Regions from separate parts of the Homo sapiens genome. Here region 2 is linked to region 1. A link is an interaction called in ENCODE POLR2A ChIA-PET data of the cell type or tissue named here. Cell type or tissue: GM12878. All regions are shown on one strand. Links, peaks and the distances in the headings refer to the core of each region. The heading gives the core; the rest is flanking DNA.

What was found. Peaks named below come from ENCODE experiments on the same cell type or tissue, not always from the same donor. Only the 100,000 strongest peaks of a DNase experiment are listed, where the experiment ranks them.
Region 2: POLR2A ChIA-PET joins it to region 1 with 7 read pairs; 2 of 35 experiments call an interaction of 5 or more read pairs at or near these places.

What each region holds. Positions count from the first base shown.
Region 1 is chr20:16,487,382-16,495,637 of GRCh38, forward strand. It overlaps KIF16B (kinesin family member 16B), which reads right to left. Exons shown (of 26, transcript NM_024704.5): 12 at 6,910-6,969. Among named protein-coding and RNA genes, the nearest start is that of KIF16B, 82 kb to the right of the region's middle. In GM12878, for the core only: no CTCF peak of the experiment used is centred there; a DNase peak (open chromatin) is centred at 4,390.
Region 2 is chr20:16,733,690-16,741,665 of GRCh38, forward strand. SNRPB2 (small nuclear ribonucleoprotein polypeptide B2) reads left to right here. Exons shown (of 7, transcript NM_003092.5): 4 at 3,572-3,712; 5 at 5,163-5,213; 6 at 6,636-6,724; 7 at 7,157-7,976. The coding sequence ends at 7,316. Among named protein-coding and RNA genes, the nearest start is that of SNRPB2, 7.7 kb to the left of the region's middle. In GM12878, for the core only: no CTCF peak of the experiment used is centred there; no DNase peak of the experiment used is centred there.

The DNA.
Region 1 (8,256 bases), core at 1,882-6,881:
CAGGAAACTTGTTCCACAAACCTGACCCGCCTACAAGCCTGCTGAGCAACAGCCCCAGTTACGAGAGCTGCTTCCGAATCCATTACACTCCCAATACACATCTTCTCCACAAAATGGAAAACTGCAGGCAGCCAGAGAAAAAAATCTTTTATAGGTTGCCATAATGTTCTGGAGACAAAAAGTTCAGTGGATTGATTCTATTATAAAACAGATATAAGCTGGTTGAAAGCATGCCTCCCCATGAAATTTAAACTCAGAACATCTTAAGCCGGAAAAGAATCCCAATTTCATTTTACTATATTTCTTGTTAGTCAAAACATTTTGAAAGGGTTACAAGTTATCTTTCATCATTGTGCTATCCACCCCTGCCATGGCCCTGTAGTATCCTGCCTCTCCTACTCCCCCAGAGAAGGAATATCAAGACGCCAGCTCAATTTAAACTTCAGTCATTTACATTAGGATCCCATCATCACATGGATTCAAATATGCTCCATCCTCCAAATTCAGTTTTCGACAAACATTAATTGTTAAGTGTGTAAGACACCAAATAATTCCACATAATTAAAGTCTAAATAAAACAACTTCAATCCAACTTATACAAATTGCTCACTTTCCAAGGAAAAGCCTCTCCAGCTAGGCATCTGCATGTGAGCGCCTGCTTCTCCTCTCCCACCCGCTGCCACACCACAGTCAAAAGCCCTGTGCAGGCAATGAAAACACCAAAGCCAGCCGGACATTGGAGCCATCAAAGGATACGTTTTCAGCAAAAACAAAAGGGACCTTATTGATTAAAAAATGAGAAGAATAACCAATGCTGGAAGGATTCAAACAGCACCCTCAGGGCTGCGAGGACCACTTTGCAGCTCTGCTCTGGACAGACACTCACAGAGGCAGCTCTCCCTTCTGCCGCACCATCTGTCAAAGGGCTGCCAGCTTGGCGCTGCAGTCCAAACTGTCTGTGCGTTATTTTGAAGCACAGAGCTCAAGGAGTTATTTGGAAGCCAGATGACATACCTTGAGCATTTTTCTTTAATTGTTCATAAAACGCTGGAACAGAGAAACCAAAACGTATGCAGGACAGATAAACCCAAAAGGGCATAAAGACTGGGGTGGGGAAGGAGAACACAGGAATGGAGAAAAAACTGGGGATTCCTCCTCTTAAAGGATCACTTCAAAAAAATCATTAGCAATAAAACATAGGGGACTTGTAAAAGCCAAGCCTACAGGTACACAGGGCAGGGGGATTGAGTAGTCACTTTGTAAACCACTTCAAACACCAGGCAGTCAGCACAATATTGTAGCCACGCAAAAGGGAAACCGATATGAAGGGTCTCAAGAATCCATTGATGTCAAGGCTGGATTTATCACAACACTAACTTCCCAGTTCCAAGAGAATCACTGCAGTTTGAGATAAATTTAGCCAGGATGAAAATCACACTGAGGCAGCATTCTAACAAAGAGACCAGAAAAACCCAAGAAGAGAGCTTCCTATGTGAATGGAGCAGATTCTGAAGTGCTGGCAGTGCAGTCCAGAGCCTGCATGTGGAACACACTTGGGTATCAAATGTATCAGACAAAGCCTAACCACGAAACAGAAACTGTTTCAGTATTTAAATCCAAGGGACTTTAATACAAAGAATTGGTTACTTAGCTGAAGGAACAGCTGGAAAGCCATTAGGAACAGTAAGGCCACCCACAAACTGGCAACAGCAGAGACCAGCATCACCCTAGGCAGGAGGGGCAAAGGCATGAGGGAGTATTTCCCGAGGGCAAGGCTATGTCACCTGGCAGAACTGCTACCACAATGGGCTGGTCCTTGCTGCAGGAGCTGGGGCCTTGGAGAAGAGGTACCTGCTGCTGGGGATGCTAGGCGAGGCTGAAGGGGGAGGGCCTGGTTTCTCTCTCCAATCTCCACAGGGATCCAGGAGCCCAGAAAAGGGCGGCCCACAGGGGTCAGCCCACGAGACAGGGCAGAACAGGAGAAGGAGAAGAACAGATATGAGGACAAGGAAGCCTAAGACTACTCTGCATTTCCTCAGTGTGTCTAAATCAACACTGTCACCCCAGCACTTTGGGAGGCCAAGGCAGGAGAATTGCTTGAGCCCAGGAATTCAAGACCAGCCTGGCCAATGTGGTAAAACCCCATCTTTATAAAAAATACAAAACTTAGTCAGGCATGGTGGCACATGCCTGTAATCCCAGCTACCTGGGAGGCTGAGGTGGGAGGATCACTTTAGCCCAGGAAGTTGAGACTGCAGTGAGCCAAGATCGCACCACTGCACTCCAGCCTGGGTGACAGAGTAAAATCCTGTCTCAAAAAAAAAAAAAAAATTCAGCACTCAAACTTGAAGGTACAGACCCGTCCCCTGGGGATCTTATAAAATACGGATTCTGATCCAGGAGGTCTGGAGCTGGGCTTGAGGGCCTGCGTTTCTAACCAGCTCCCCGGTGATGTTGATGCTGCTATCCATGCTATGCTCTAAACAGCAAGGATCTAACGGATCCAAATGAAGGACTGAGCTGTACTTCAGCCATATTCCCTCCGAGAATAAAAATGCACAATCATACAAGAGCCTTTCTAGTGGGAATGAGAAAGTAAGAAGAAAAACATAGCGAAGAGCATCACTGGGACAGGACCGCCGCCTGCACAACACTCCCTGTCACTCTGCCCACTAGGTCATCAGATTTGTATGGCTCAGGGCTGTTGTTATAGGCTGGATTACGACACCCTAAAATTCATGTTGAAGCCTTAACCCCTAGTACCTCAGAATGTGACCGTATTTGGAGACAGAGCCTTTCATTAAGTTAAAATTAATTAATTAAGGGGATTAAAATGAGGTTATTAGGATGGGTCCTAATCCAATCTGACTGGTGTCCTTATAAGAAGAGGGCATGGTGGCTCACGCCTGCAACACTTTGGAGGCTGAGGCAGGTGGATCACCTGAGATCAGGAGTTCGAGAACAGCCTGGACAACATGGTGAAACCCCATCTCTACTAAAAAGACAAAAAATAGCCAGGCATGGTGGTGGACACCTGTAATCCCAGCTACTCAGGAGGCTGAGGTATGAGAATCGCTTGAAACTGGGAGGTAGAGGTTGCAGTGAGCCGAAATCACACCATTGCACTCCAGCCTGGGCAACAAAAGCACAACTCCATCTCAAAAATAAAATTTAGAAAAACACACAAAAAAGAAGAGGAACCTAGGATACACACAGGGAGACCAAGTTGCAGGCACAAAAAACAAGGCCATATGAAGACACAGACAAGAGAGGACCATCTGCAAGCCAAGGATGGGGGCCTCAGGAGAAGTTAATCTGCCAGCACCTTGATCTTGGACTTCCAGCCTCCAGAATTGTGAGCAAATAAAAGTCTGTTTTTTAAGCCATCCAGTCTGTGGTATTTTGTTTTGGCAGCCCTAGCAGATTAATACAAAGGTTTTTATTTTTGTTTCTTGATACTAACCTAATCCCATACATTCTCACCGCATGCCTGCTCTGTGAGAAGCAGAGTGCTAGGAGCTGGCTCGCGGAATGATAATGAGACAGTCCTTGGCCAGATCCTGCTCCTGTTTTTCTGTGTGTAAGAGTTGGCAGAAAGAGGAAGAAACCAATACCACCTAACTCAGAGGACAAAGAATCCTGTGGCAGAAGCAAAACCAAATACTGCAGAAGCACAAAGGAAAAGAAAATTCATCCTAACTGGGAAGTAGGGGAGAAGAGGAGTGATCGGGGGAGGCGGGCTTCAAGATGGATTTTGCTAGAGGAACGGAAAGGGGACACATCCTGAATGAAGGAGTAACACAGGCAAAGACCACAAGACACCAGGAAACCCAAAGCCCCGGTGCACACACCAACCAGCAGCAGGGCCTCTGGCAGGGCGGGGACTCCAGGGGTGGTGGGCACAGAAAGAACTGTGCTAGGACAGATGATACCGACAAGGAGATTAGTGCCTGTAGGGGCCAGGCAAAGAAGTCTGGACTTTAGAAAATGAAAAGTAATAAAAATGAGGAAGGCAGACTAAGGGGCAAGAGAGTGGAGACATAGAGTACAGTACAGAGGATAATAAAACTCTCTCTCATTACCTAACTGTCTAAGACCTGCCTCATTAAGATAAACACATGTTCTACTGTCAACTACTTTCAAAATAACTCAGAACTTAATGATGTCTTCCTCTGTTAACTTGGATATAAGGAAGAGGTTGCCATCCGCTGTGATTTCCAAGCTGGGAAGTAGGGTACGTGGCAGTTATGGATGAGTGCCATGACCCAGTGAGTCAGAAAGAGAACTGAAGACTAACATCCAAGTTCTGAGTTCTGCAGATCAAAGCCCAAGGCTCCAGCCACGATGACCATGTTGCCACCAGCTCTGCTGCAGTCAGTGCCTGCTGTCAGAGCTCACACCCACCCCACAGTCTTTCACTTCCCCTCCACCTTCATTCAACAGGACCGTGGATTCCACTCACGCAGGGCAAGGGAAGCCACCGACTAGGTAGAGAAAGAAGGGAACAAAGTCACTCCCTGCTTTTGAGTATCCAAGAGCTTAGGATCTGGTGATTTCCAGGGAAATTTAAGGAACTTTCAAGAGCAATTCTGACTTCAATGGACCTTCTCCCCACCCACTGACTTCAGCCTCCTGCCCACCATGAGAGGGGGTTTGTACAGCCACTCCTCAGGATATATGCCAATAAACCAACCTCATGGCTCATAACTCAAACAGGGAATATGAGCACACAGCTCAGGAAACTGCCACTGAGTTGGGGTGGGTTTTATGCGCATTACTGGAACAATGACTGACTGATGTAAAACGCTAACAGCAGAAATACGGGAAAGGATACAGATACAAACCCATCAACTAACAATCAATTTCTAAAGAATGTCTTCATAAAAACATTTGAGTAGCTCTCCTCTTCACCTTAGTCTTCAGGCACTGTCTTCCAATAAGAGTTTAAGGCAGCCCTTAAAATATCAAACACGAGCAGAAAATGACTACAGGTTTAAAGCACAAATACTAGCAGAAAAGTCTAAAACAGGCTTATAAGATCGAGAAAGGGAAAAACATTGAAATAGCATTCTCCTTTCTCATAAAGTTTAACACCTAGCATGCATCACATTTTTCCCTTCTCCTATGAAAAGTCATAAAAAAGAAAATAGTTAGACTTATTTTTTAAAAAAGCATTGGAATTGGAGGAGAATTTAACTTCAGGACCCAAAATCACCTTCTGAGAAAAAGCATAAGAAAAAGTTCAGGCTGTCATAGTTCTCGGTGTGGATACCCTTTACAGAAACATTATAAAAGCCCTACTACATTGACATGGAGGGACGCTGCCGCAGCAGCAGAAGAGACGGAGCTTCCATCTTTTCACCTCTTGCAGCATTGCCTCCTGTGCTAATGGGCACTATGTATACTAAGGACTTTTCAAATAGCTAACGGTTTGATTTCTTTTTTTTTCCTTAAGTAAAGTAGATTTTAGTCCTCCCTCTTTGACAAATTTCCAGAGCAACATTACATGGTGCATGAAAAGTCAAATGACTTGGGCTTCAGGGGCTGAGGCACCAACACCTCTTACAGGGAATGCAACTTAAACAACAACAAAGTCACATATTTGGTGAACTTATTCCACATCTGACTATTCTGAAATATGAACGAAGTATTTGCTCAGTTTCCTGCACAAAAATCTCTCAACAAAGAAAATACTGCAGAAGTACCTCAAAATAATATGACATTATCATTGTAATCAGGAGAAGAGAAAAGTCTGAATGCAGAAACCCTCACTTGTTGCAGTACATAAGAAGCTGGAAAGGCCATCTCTAGGACCATCACAACCTACCACCATCTAAACTTAAGCACAACCTCTGATCTCATGAGATACAATCTTTCTAACACCTGGTCAAGCCAAGTTGCCTAAATGGTGCAAGGAGAACATTACATAATATAATGCTGAGCCTGCATTCTGAAACAGTTGTCAGATGCAGAACTCACCTGCAAATCCAAGGCTGCAGAAGTTTACCCTGTGAAACAGTAATTAGGTGTGCCATTCTCACATGAAGGTGATCCACCTTAGGATTCTGCCAAGACATTCTGCCAAGACTCATCTATCTGGTCTCATCAATATCAGATGGAGATTTTTGTTCTTTGGGAAAGTTTTACCTCAACAGATGTCAAAAACAAACCTCACATTGAATAGCCTCTGAATTCTTTTCTCTTGTGCACAAAGTCAGCCAGATACCATCAAAGCACAAAACTCAAATTTGTGTCTCAAACCTGGTATGGCTGACTCTCAACAGATGACAGAGGTTGTCTGCCAACTCAGCAAAAAATGAGAACAAAAAGAAACTTGTATTTTGAAGCATTATGATAAATGGAGGCTACTGCTGACATCTTTTCACAGCAAGTCTTGCCAGAAACACAGGCCATCCCAGTCTAGTCCTTGAGACATGCAGAAAAATATTTTGATAGGAAATTACTAGCTTTGAAATTTCTGAAATCTAGCCGTGCTTTGCAAGCATATTCTATAATATTGCCACGGGAAATATTTTTTTCATTTAATATGTTGCTTTGATATTGGCTTTAACAAAAGCAGAAAAACAAAGTGAATATCCTTGAATATTAAATAGAGTTCTAATATGTGCTGAGTCAAAAATGGAAAAACCCCTAAAAGTAAAGGCAAACATCTTAAATATCAATATAACCTGTACATATTAAAACACACAGCTATAATATCTAATAGCCTTCTTTCTCACTCTTCAAAATCAAACCAGAACTCCCATCCCATGAAAGTCACTAATTGGTTCCAGTGATCTTACCTTAACAAAGTATACAACTGCCATGTTTGGAGATTAAAAAAAAAAAAAAAAGTTTTACCAGTTTAATCCACCATAGTAAGACTAAACACATTTTTCTAGTCCTTACTTTCAAAATATTTTGGGTTTCATTCCACTTATTTGTCCATTCCTTGGTCAATTCTTGAACCTGAAAAGAAAAATATACATACGTGACTGCTTCATAAAGAAAGTTTATAATTTTCTTCTAGTTTCCGAACTCTAATATCTCATGGAAAGATGTACTATAATTTTTTAAATGAGATCGCGACTTTTACCCCTGAAAGAACCATCACCAAAGATAAATCAAACAAGCTGATTTATTCCTACAACCTACATTAGGGCAAAGGAAAGAACAGACAGAAATTTGTCAATTTGCCTAGAATTTCACAACTGCCTTTTTCATGGTGTACTTAAAGCAGCTCCCTTGGATTATTAACCAAAATTACAAGTTTGAAGATGACAACGTCCCATTAAATGGATTAATTTTTCATTATTATACATCAGGTCCTAAAAAATAGTGATTTATTTTTATTTCTAATTAGATGTGATTAAATCACCTTGGATGCTGTAGTTTTACTTTAGGAGATAATTTGCTTTTGTAGCTAATTAACAGGGCTTATAAACCTCATTCTATCTTTTTTTGTTGTTGATAAAAAAAGAAAAAAAGGTGGTTCTTTAAACGACTCTTAGTAAAAGCAAAAATCTTTTGACAAAAATCACTTCTTTCCAGTTGGCTCTAACTTAGGGGAGTAAACACGCTCAACCGCTGAACACAGCACAGTTGGAAATTGCTTCTCAAAGTTAATGGTAATGTTTTGTTAGTTCCCTAAAACTTTTTAAATGATCCTAGGATTCAACAGGAAACAAAAAGTGATATTTGAGAGGTAGAAAAAATATGAATGAAAAATGCGTTCTGTGGAAAGGAAGAGCCAAGGTCTATAGGAGAGTAGCTTCAGAAAGGGGAGAACTCATCCTTTCCAAGCCTTTTCCTTTCAGCACCTTTATCATTCCTGCCACCTCCTCACTCCCAGCAGCAGACACCCTCCCATTAAAGTTACCTGGTCTCCCCAGTAAGTTTCCCTATTTAATCAGGCCAAAATAAATGCACAGAATACATCTGCCTGTACTCTCACTGCTAAGATAAACTGATTTTCTATATGCCATTAAGCATAGTAACTGGAAAGGGTATTCAAGGCAGCAAACTTAATGAAAGAAAGCATCAGTTATTGACAAATATCTGCAGTGATGGTTTATCCAAGAGGAAAACCAAAATATATCTCATTCACCTATAGTCAATCATTCAGGGGTCCTCAATTTACCTCAAATAAGACTGTGGGAATTCTAGGTTAACTTAAAGAAAATAATAATGTTGCTTCTTTTACTACTTATTAGTGCCAAAATCTATCACCTTCTTGATGAAAAACAAATGAAATAG
Region 2 (7,976 bases), core at 2,977-7,976, 250 kb after region 1:
CAGGCAGTGTTGGCTACAGACAGTAGTTTGAGGACCCCTGTTTTATACCATGATGCTTAATTCAAGCCTCAGCACCTTTTTTTCTGTTATTAGAGCAAGTTCTTCTCATCCTCTATCCAGCTCTCCTTTTCCCATCACTTCCCAGCTGACTGGACACCATTTTTGTGGAAAAGCCTATCCCAGGAAACTGTGGGATGGTACCTATGTAATGTAATTTTTAGTATATTGGTGTTTCCTGAAACCAGGCGGTCTCTCATAGTAGTATAAAGAAACACCATAATTGAGATCTCAGTTGGCAGCAGCATAGGGCCTGGGTTTTAGCTTACATCTAAAATTATATTAACTTGAAAGTACAGTTTCTTCCCATAGAGGGTTTAGAGCTATTTTGCTGAGTTGAGATGACAAGTTTGCATGTGTCTGTTACTCAGATACAGGAAAGGAAATTGTTTGCTGTGTTGGGCACCAGCCTCACCTTGCCAACTAATTATTTTTTAAAATTAGTGGGAAAGTGTATTAGATTGATTATTATATTGAAGCATTTTGGGAGGTCTATTCTTTTCCTACAGAAAGGTAACAGATACTGCCAAATCTCCATCTTAGAAGAGGGGAAATAGAGTTCTTTGGGCTGTCTTGTTTATGTCTTACTGTGGTTGTAGTTGCTCTTCTGTTTTAACTCCAACATACCGATCAGAAATGAACAAAATTTGCTATAACTTGGAACTCAGAACAGAATTACTCTCTCTGATTCAAGGGCATTTAGTTAATGCCAAAAGTACCTTAATAAAGTAGAACTGTCTTCCTAAGGGCTTCGTCATGAAAACTTTGGCATAAGTGTAAATCTTGCCCTTCTCTAAGTTGTGGTTAGACTTTTATCTCTAATAGGTATTTAGCCTAGACTAGCGTTTCTCAACCCTGTCACTTTGGACATTTTGAAATGAGTGAGTCTTTGTTGCAGGGGGCTGTCTTGTTCATTACCCCGTGTTTAACAGCATCCCTGGCCTCTACCCACAGGATGCCAGTAGCATAACAACGAGTAATGTCTCCAGCTAGTGCTAGCTGTGCTCTGACAGACAAAATCACCTCTGGTTGAGAACCACTGGTTTAAATGAGCCAGCTAAGAGCTATTGCTGAGATCAGGTGTTTTCACAGGTGACTAGGTCATAAGGACAGACAAATCAGGTCACCGAAGATCTATTCAGGTCAGGCACGAGGTTGCAGAGCCAAGGGAGTTGTGAGGGAACCCTTAGGACCAAGTCAGAAGTTAGTCTAACCCTTCAGCCTGTCTCCTTTTGGTTAGATGATGATGGCAAGACTAGCAGAGTTGCATGCAGGGATAAGCACACTTAGAGCCACTGTGGTACGGCAGCCCAGACCAGCCAGAAAGAGCCTGGGATTCTGAGGTGTGGGTTTAGGCCTACTCCCTCCCCTCTTGTTTCCCCAGTGTAGTCATCTCTAGCTGAAGTAAAGGAAGAGGAAGAACTGATCTTGGTTTTGACAAATTCTTTGCTTTGTAATCCACACTACTTTAAAATGTTTCTTGTTCTCTTCAGATCAAGATCAAATTCTTGTTATACGAGGCAATAAAATTTTGCATACCTATTGTATACAAAGTAATTTGTACAGATTACTACAAAGTAGTAATTTGTAGGATTATTGCATTTTGATCAGAGAGGCAATAATTCTTTCAGCTCCAAGGAGGAAGAGTTTGCTTGAAATGGAGGTTGGAGATTGCAGATAGTCCTACCTAGATAACGGTTTAACTTATGGCAGAAATATTCAGACAGTTCATTGGCGCTGAGTATAGTTATGTGATAATGCTTTAAGCCAGGGCTACTCAAAATGTGGTCCCCATGCCAATAACATTACCATCTTCTTTGTGCTTGTTACAAGTGCAGAATCCCAGGTTTGCCCAGACCTACTACATCAGAGCTTTTACCTACTTTCCAGGCATTTGGAATGCAAACTATAATTGATCAAATACTATCTTGGACAAGTTTTTGAACCCTTCCCTGTTGTAACTGTTGCCTCTTGGTGCCAGCATGAAAGGCATATGCAAGTGGTCCAGTCACATTATCTGTGATTCCATTCTTTTGTTTCCTTTTAAAACATTTTAAAATTTAGTAAGTTGATTCCACTGTTAAAGTCATTTCATGTAAAGGTGATAGATTCAAAGGAAAGTCATTCCCAGTCTTCTGTACTTTTAACTATTGGAAGTAACATTCCATATGACACATTCCACAGCTGCGACACATGTCAATGCTTCTATTGAGAGTCACTGGTAAGGGGAAGGCAACTCTCCAATGCATTTTTGTTGTTGTTGTTTTTGTTCTGTGTGTGTCTGTTTTTTTAAACACACGTGCTTATAGCAGCTTTATTCCTAATCGCCAAAAACTGTAAACAAACCAAGTATCCTTCATTGAATGATGTAAATCAAATTGGTACATCAATACGATGAAATACTACTCGCTGTTAAAAGCAACGGCATAGATGAATCTCAAAGACATTATGCCAAGTAAAGGAAGGCAGCCTCCAGGTTATATCATGTATGATCCTATCTATGTGACATTCTGGAAAGGGCAGCAGGGACAGAGAACAGATGAGTGTTTGGAAGAGGAGGGGTGGGGTAACAAAGGGGAAGCATGAGGGGATTTTTAGGTGATAGAACTGCCCTGTGTCCTGATTGTGGTGGTAGATACATTAATCTTTACAAATGTTACAACTCAGAGCTGTACATCCAAAAAGTTACGATGCAAAAAAGTTTTATTTAAATCCTCACATTTATGATGTTTAGAATTCTAAAAAATGAAAAAAAATTCAAATAAACTCATTAAAAATGGTTTAAAAGAAATTTTCCATCTAGTTTTCTGCCAGAAAAGTTGTTCTGTGGGGACTCTGCCAAACCAGCCCTAGTGTTCTGTGGGCCTATTCTATCTGTAAAACAGGATTAGTCTAGAATGGCGATTTTCTTTATTTTTCACCAGCTCCCTCAAATTGCATCCCTAGGTGCTCCCTCTGTGACTGTGGGGTGAGGGTAGGTTTGGAGAGGAAAGGGCATTTGGCCTCCAGTGGGCTCTGGAGCCACAGTTCTATGTCAAGCTGAGCAGTTTTGCTTTTGTTTGTTTTATATGTTGTTTGTTGAATACCTCTGGATTAGAATAGCTGATCTTGAGCCAGATCCTCAGGCACTGAGGAGATTTGAACAGTTCAGGATTCCAAAGCCCGCTGGTGGAGCCCACTCATTTGTTCCTTTAACACTTCAATGCAGTTTTCTCTATTCTTTGATTAAATGGAGAGAAGCCGTGGTACAGATATTTCAAAGTCCTGTGTTTCTCACATGAAAATATATGTTTTTTTAATCTAATAAACACACTTGAATCTAACTTTGTCTAAATTATGAATTATAGCCCACAGTTTACTTCCATTTGGCACTCAGTATATTCTGACAGATTTTCTTAGGGATATGTTTAAAATTAGCTTGTAGTGTATTTGCGTAATGAAATTTGAAATATTAATGACTAGTGTAAACATCCTTCAGCATGAGAAGTAACCTGTTTTCAAATAATTAAAACAGCGAATACAGTATGCAAAAACAGATTCGGATATAATATCAAAAATGCGTGGAACTTTTGCTGACAAAGAAAAGAAAAAAGAAAAGAAAAAAGCCAAAACTGTGGAACAGACTGCAACAACCACAAACAAAAAGCCTGGCCAGGTAAGAAAGACCAAGAAAGTTCCTGTTTGTATTGGTGTTAAAAACTTGATAGATGCTTGTCTTACAGGTAAGGAATGATCTTAGGCTTGTCTGTATATGTGCATAAATGTGTGTTTAAAAGGTGGTTTTAAGAAGCTAGAATGGTTGACTTATAAAATTCAGTATTAAGAAACAAAATATAAACCTTAACATGGAGATTTATATTAAGCAGTTTTATATTTGCATGGCATTTAATTCGATCATTGTTTAAAATATGTTAATACCTTTTGGTTTATTTCTCAAGTTTTGCTGCCTATAAATAATACTGTAGTTATTATCTTTAATCATGAGTACTTCACTCAAAGTATCTTTCTGGCTGGGCGCAGTGGCTCTTGCCTGTAATTCCAGCACTTTGGGAGGCCGAGGCAGGAGGATCACGAAGTCAGGAGATCGAGACCATCCTGGCTAACACGGTGAAACCCCGTCTCTACTAAAAATACAAAAAAAATTTAGCTGGGCTTGGTGGTGGGTGCCTGTAGTCCCAGCTACTCTGGGGGCTGAGGCAGGAGAATAGCATGAACCTGGGAGGTGGAGCTTGCAGTGAGCCGAGATTGTGCCACTGAACTCCAGCCTGGGCAACAGAGTGAGACTCTGTCTCAAAAAAAAAAAAAGAAAAAAAAAAACCCAAAAAACAAACAAAAAAAACAGTGTCTTTCTTTGAACAATTCAGTAATGCAAAATATAATTTGAAATACCAGATAAAAGTGAAATGAACTGCTTGGCGCCATGGTGGCTCATGCCTATAATCCCAGCACTTTGGGAGGCTGAGGTGGGTGGATCACCTGAGGTCAGGAGTTCAAGACCAGCCTGGCCAACATGGTGATACCCCGTCTCTACTAAAAATACAAAAAATTACCTGGCCGTGGTGGTGGATGCCTGTAATCCCAGCTACTCAGGAGGCTTGAAGCAGGAGAATTGGTTGAACCTGGGAGGCAGAGGTTGCATTGAGGCAAGATTATGCCATTGCACTCCAGCCTGGGTGACAAGAGCAAGACTCCATCTCAAAAAAAAAAAAAAAAAAAAGTGAAATTCACCAAAAAGTAATTACTTCTGGATTGAAAGTGATTAAAAGTCAGTTTTATTAAATGACTTATGTCCAGTTGTTTTTAAAAGTAAGACTAGGCCTTGGTTTTCTCTTATATATTTCTCCATAATTTTAAAGCTAAGAGGTTAAATTTTATAATATACTATTTAAAGTTTAGGGCTGGTCTTAACAAAAATAACCGACAAATTAAGAACATGAGTGTTTGAGTCAGTGTTAAGATATAAATTCTTAAAGTAAAATTAAATGGAGTAAGAAGGATATCTCTTGGAATTAATGTTATTTTTAATGCAGTAATTATAAATATAAATACCTGCTGCGTTTTTGGAGGGATTGGATATTTAAACTCTCCCTATTTATTTTGCTTAGGGAACTCCAAATTCAGCTAATACCCAAGGAAATTCAACACCAAATCCTCAGGTAATTTTTTTTCCATGTCGTGCTTACCTTAAAATAAGATTGTAAAAATTACAGCAGTGGTATAAAACAATTTCCATGTCTCCAAAAACAAAATGATTTCATCTACAAGACACAGTGCGTTAAATTGTCTGCCACTGCAATGTAAGAACTCAACTCCTGAAGAACATTTTAATTCTTTTTTAGAGAGAGAAAACGACACCTGACTTTATTTCTTGTTTTCCATAATGAATCAATGACAGAATCAAAATGACAGACTTTAAACTCTAAGGGCTGGGAGCAAACATTTTGGTTTCCTCTACAGTACCTAAAGCTTTACACAGTTGCATGGGTAAGGGTAACTGGCAGGGTCAGGGGCTCTCTTCCATTCCAGTTGGTTGAAACACTACAGTGTTACACTCTTTGGGCACATAGTTTTATAGTTAACCTTTGCTCTCACTTCCTGAACACAAATAAATTCCAGCCTTTTTTTTTTAAGCCTCCTTGTACAAATGTTTTAGAAACTCCGTATTAAATCTCCCCATGACATACCTCAAAGAGAAGGCCTCAGTAATGTGCTGATGGTTTCATACTTTTTTTTTTCCAGATGGCGGGGTCTGGCAAGATCCTTAAATCCATAGAATTCTCTGTACCACTGAGGTTTTTCTCCTCTTGTTTTAAGTTACTTGGGTTTTTTATCTCCTCAGCATTTATAGTCCAGTTCACAAATGCCAGCACTTAATCCTCTAAGCCTTGAGTTGTTCACTAATTATTTTTTATACTTGCTCTTTTCTCTTTTATGACAGTAGCAGGAAGACAGAGCTCTTTTCTTATATAGAAGACCCTTTCTTTAGTTCCCCATAACCTCTGGGTGGGATATCAAATGAGTAATATCTAATAAACTAAGTGTTTGTTACTGCTTGTTTGTATGTAACTAGATGCTGTGTATATCTCATTTATTTGCCAAAAATAAGTAAATTAAAAGTCCCTAAGCAGTGGTTCTCGGTGGTAATCTTTCTAGTTCCAATTTTTTTTTTTTTTTTTAGTATGCTGGGAAGTAGTAACAGTACAGAGGAATTGAGTATCTGAGTGATACTGAGTGTGGTAACCAGCTACGGAGGGGTGACATTGCTGGCCATCTCTAATTTTATTAAGATCTTTGATTATGTTATCCAGGTGACAAAATTCTCCAATCACGACTCACCTCCAGAAGCTTAAAACATAATTGTTTCATATACTGTTAAACACTTAAGAGATTTGTAATTTTCCAGACTTTCAGTGTCTTTACTTGAATGTCTGCCTTGCTTAGTTACTGTAAGGTTTTGATTTATTTCTCCAGTGTCATTGTTTTTCAGCTTTATTGTTTGATATAGTAAGATTTCACATGCCTAGCTTACGATGCTGTTTAAACTTACAAGCTAACTTTGCCTTTTTACTTTTTAATAGGTCCCTGATTACCCTCCAAACTATATTTTATTCCTTAATAACTTACCAGAAGAGACTAATGAGATGATGTTATCCATGCTGTTTAATCAGTAAGTTTTTTCATAAATAAGTCTGTTTCTGAGAGCTTCCTCACAGGACAAGTAGTACTTCCGTGGGTTGAATCCATTTATCACACAGCAGTAATTCCTTACAGGTTCATTGATTTGGTTTGGGATGAATCATGAATTGGAGCCAATTTGCCGATTTAGCAAATACAAAGCTAAATTTCCTCTAATGTTTGAATTCTTAACTCTGATTGATGTAATAACAAAGCTTTGATATAATATAAAATAGAATTAGTTTATTCTTGCAGTTCTTCCATGGTATTAATTACACATGAGGCTCTTCCGTCTACTCAGTATTCTTGGTTAGAGTATGGTTATTTTTCTTGGACTAGTATTAGGAAGTTGCTTAACAAATTTTAACACAAAGCAAACATTTATGTACTTGCTGTATACATGAATTGTTTTTCTTCTTTATAGGTTCCCTGGCTTCAAGGAAGTACGTCTGGTACCAGGGAGGCATGACATTGCTTTTGTTGAATTTGAAAATGATGGGCAGGCTGGAGCTGCCAGGGATGCTTTACAGGGATTTAAGATCACACCGTCCCATGCTATGAAGATCACCTATGCCAAGAAATAACATTTGGGATAGTCGTCTTTAAAAGACTTGGTGTTATTTACAGTGTTTGTTTTGATAACATTTGGCTGGGTCATTTTAATAGTTAGAGATGAGGAGGAGTAAAAGTGAAATTTTTGTGAAGGACTTAAATTATCCAGTGTTTCTTTAGCCTTGGTGAACTATGAAATACGAAGGCCTTAATTTTGTACAATAAACTTTTATTTGTATTCTGTGTATATAATGCTTTCTTGATTGACCCATCTCCCTATCATCAAATGACTTCTAGTCTAGAACACACTTAAGGTTTATAAACTTGTGTAATAGGATGCTTTTCTAGTGTTACTTTGGAGGAGCTAATTATACAACATCATTGAACCATTCAATAAAAGTTAAGTAAAATTAGATCACAGAAGCTAGTAGATGACTGTTGTATTAATGGTAACAATGATTGTTCTGGGTATTAGAAGAAAATGAGACCCAGGCAGGATCTAAATTTGATCTTTGTATCCTTTTAAGAAATGAATATATTATTTTGCTGCTAGTAGGGATTCCACAAGTTTTCTTCATTCAGTATTAAATAAAGGCTGTTCTTACTGTTTACTGAGAAAACAGAAAGGGAATGCTATCTTCACACTTTGCATTTAATGCTGTTTCCTTCATGAGGCAGGACTGTTCTAAGGT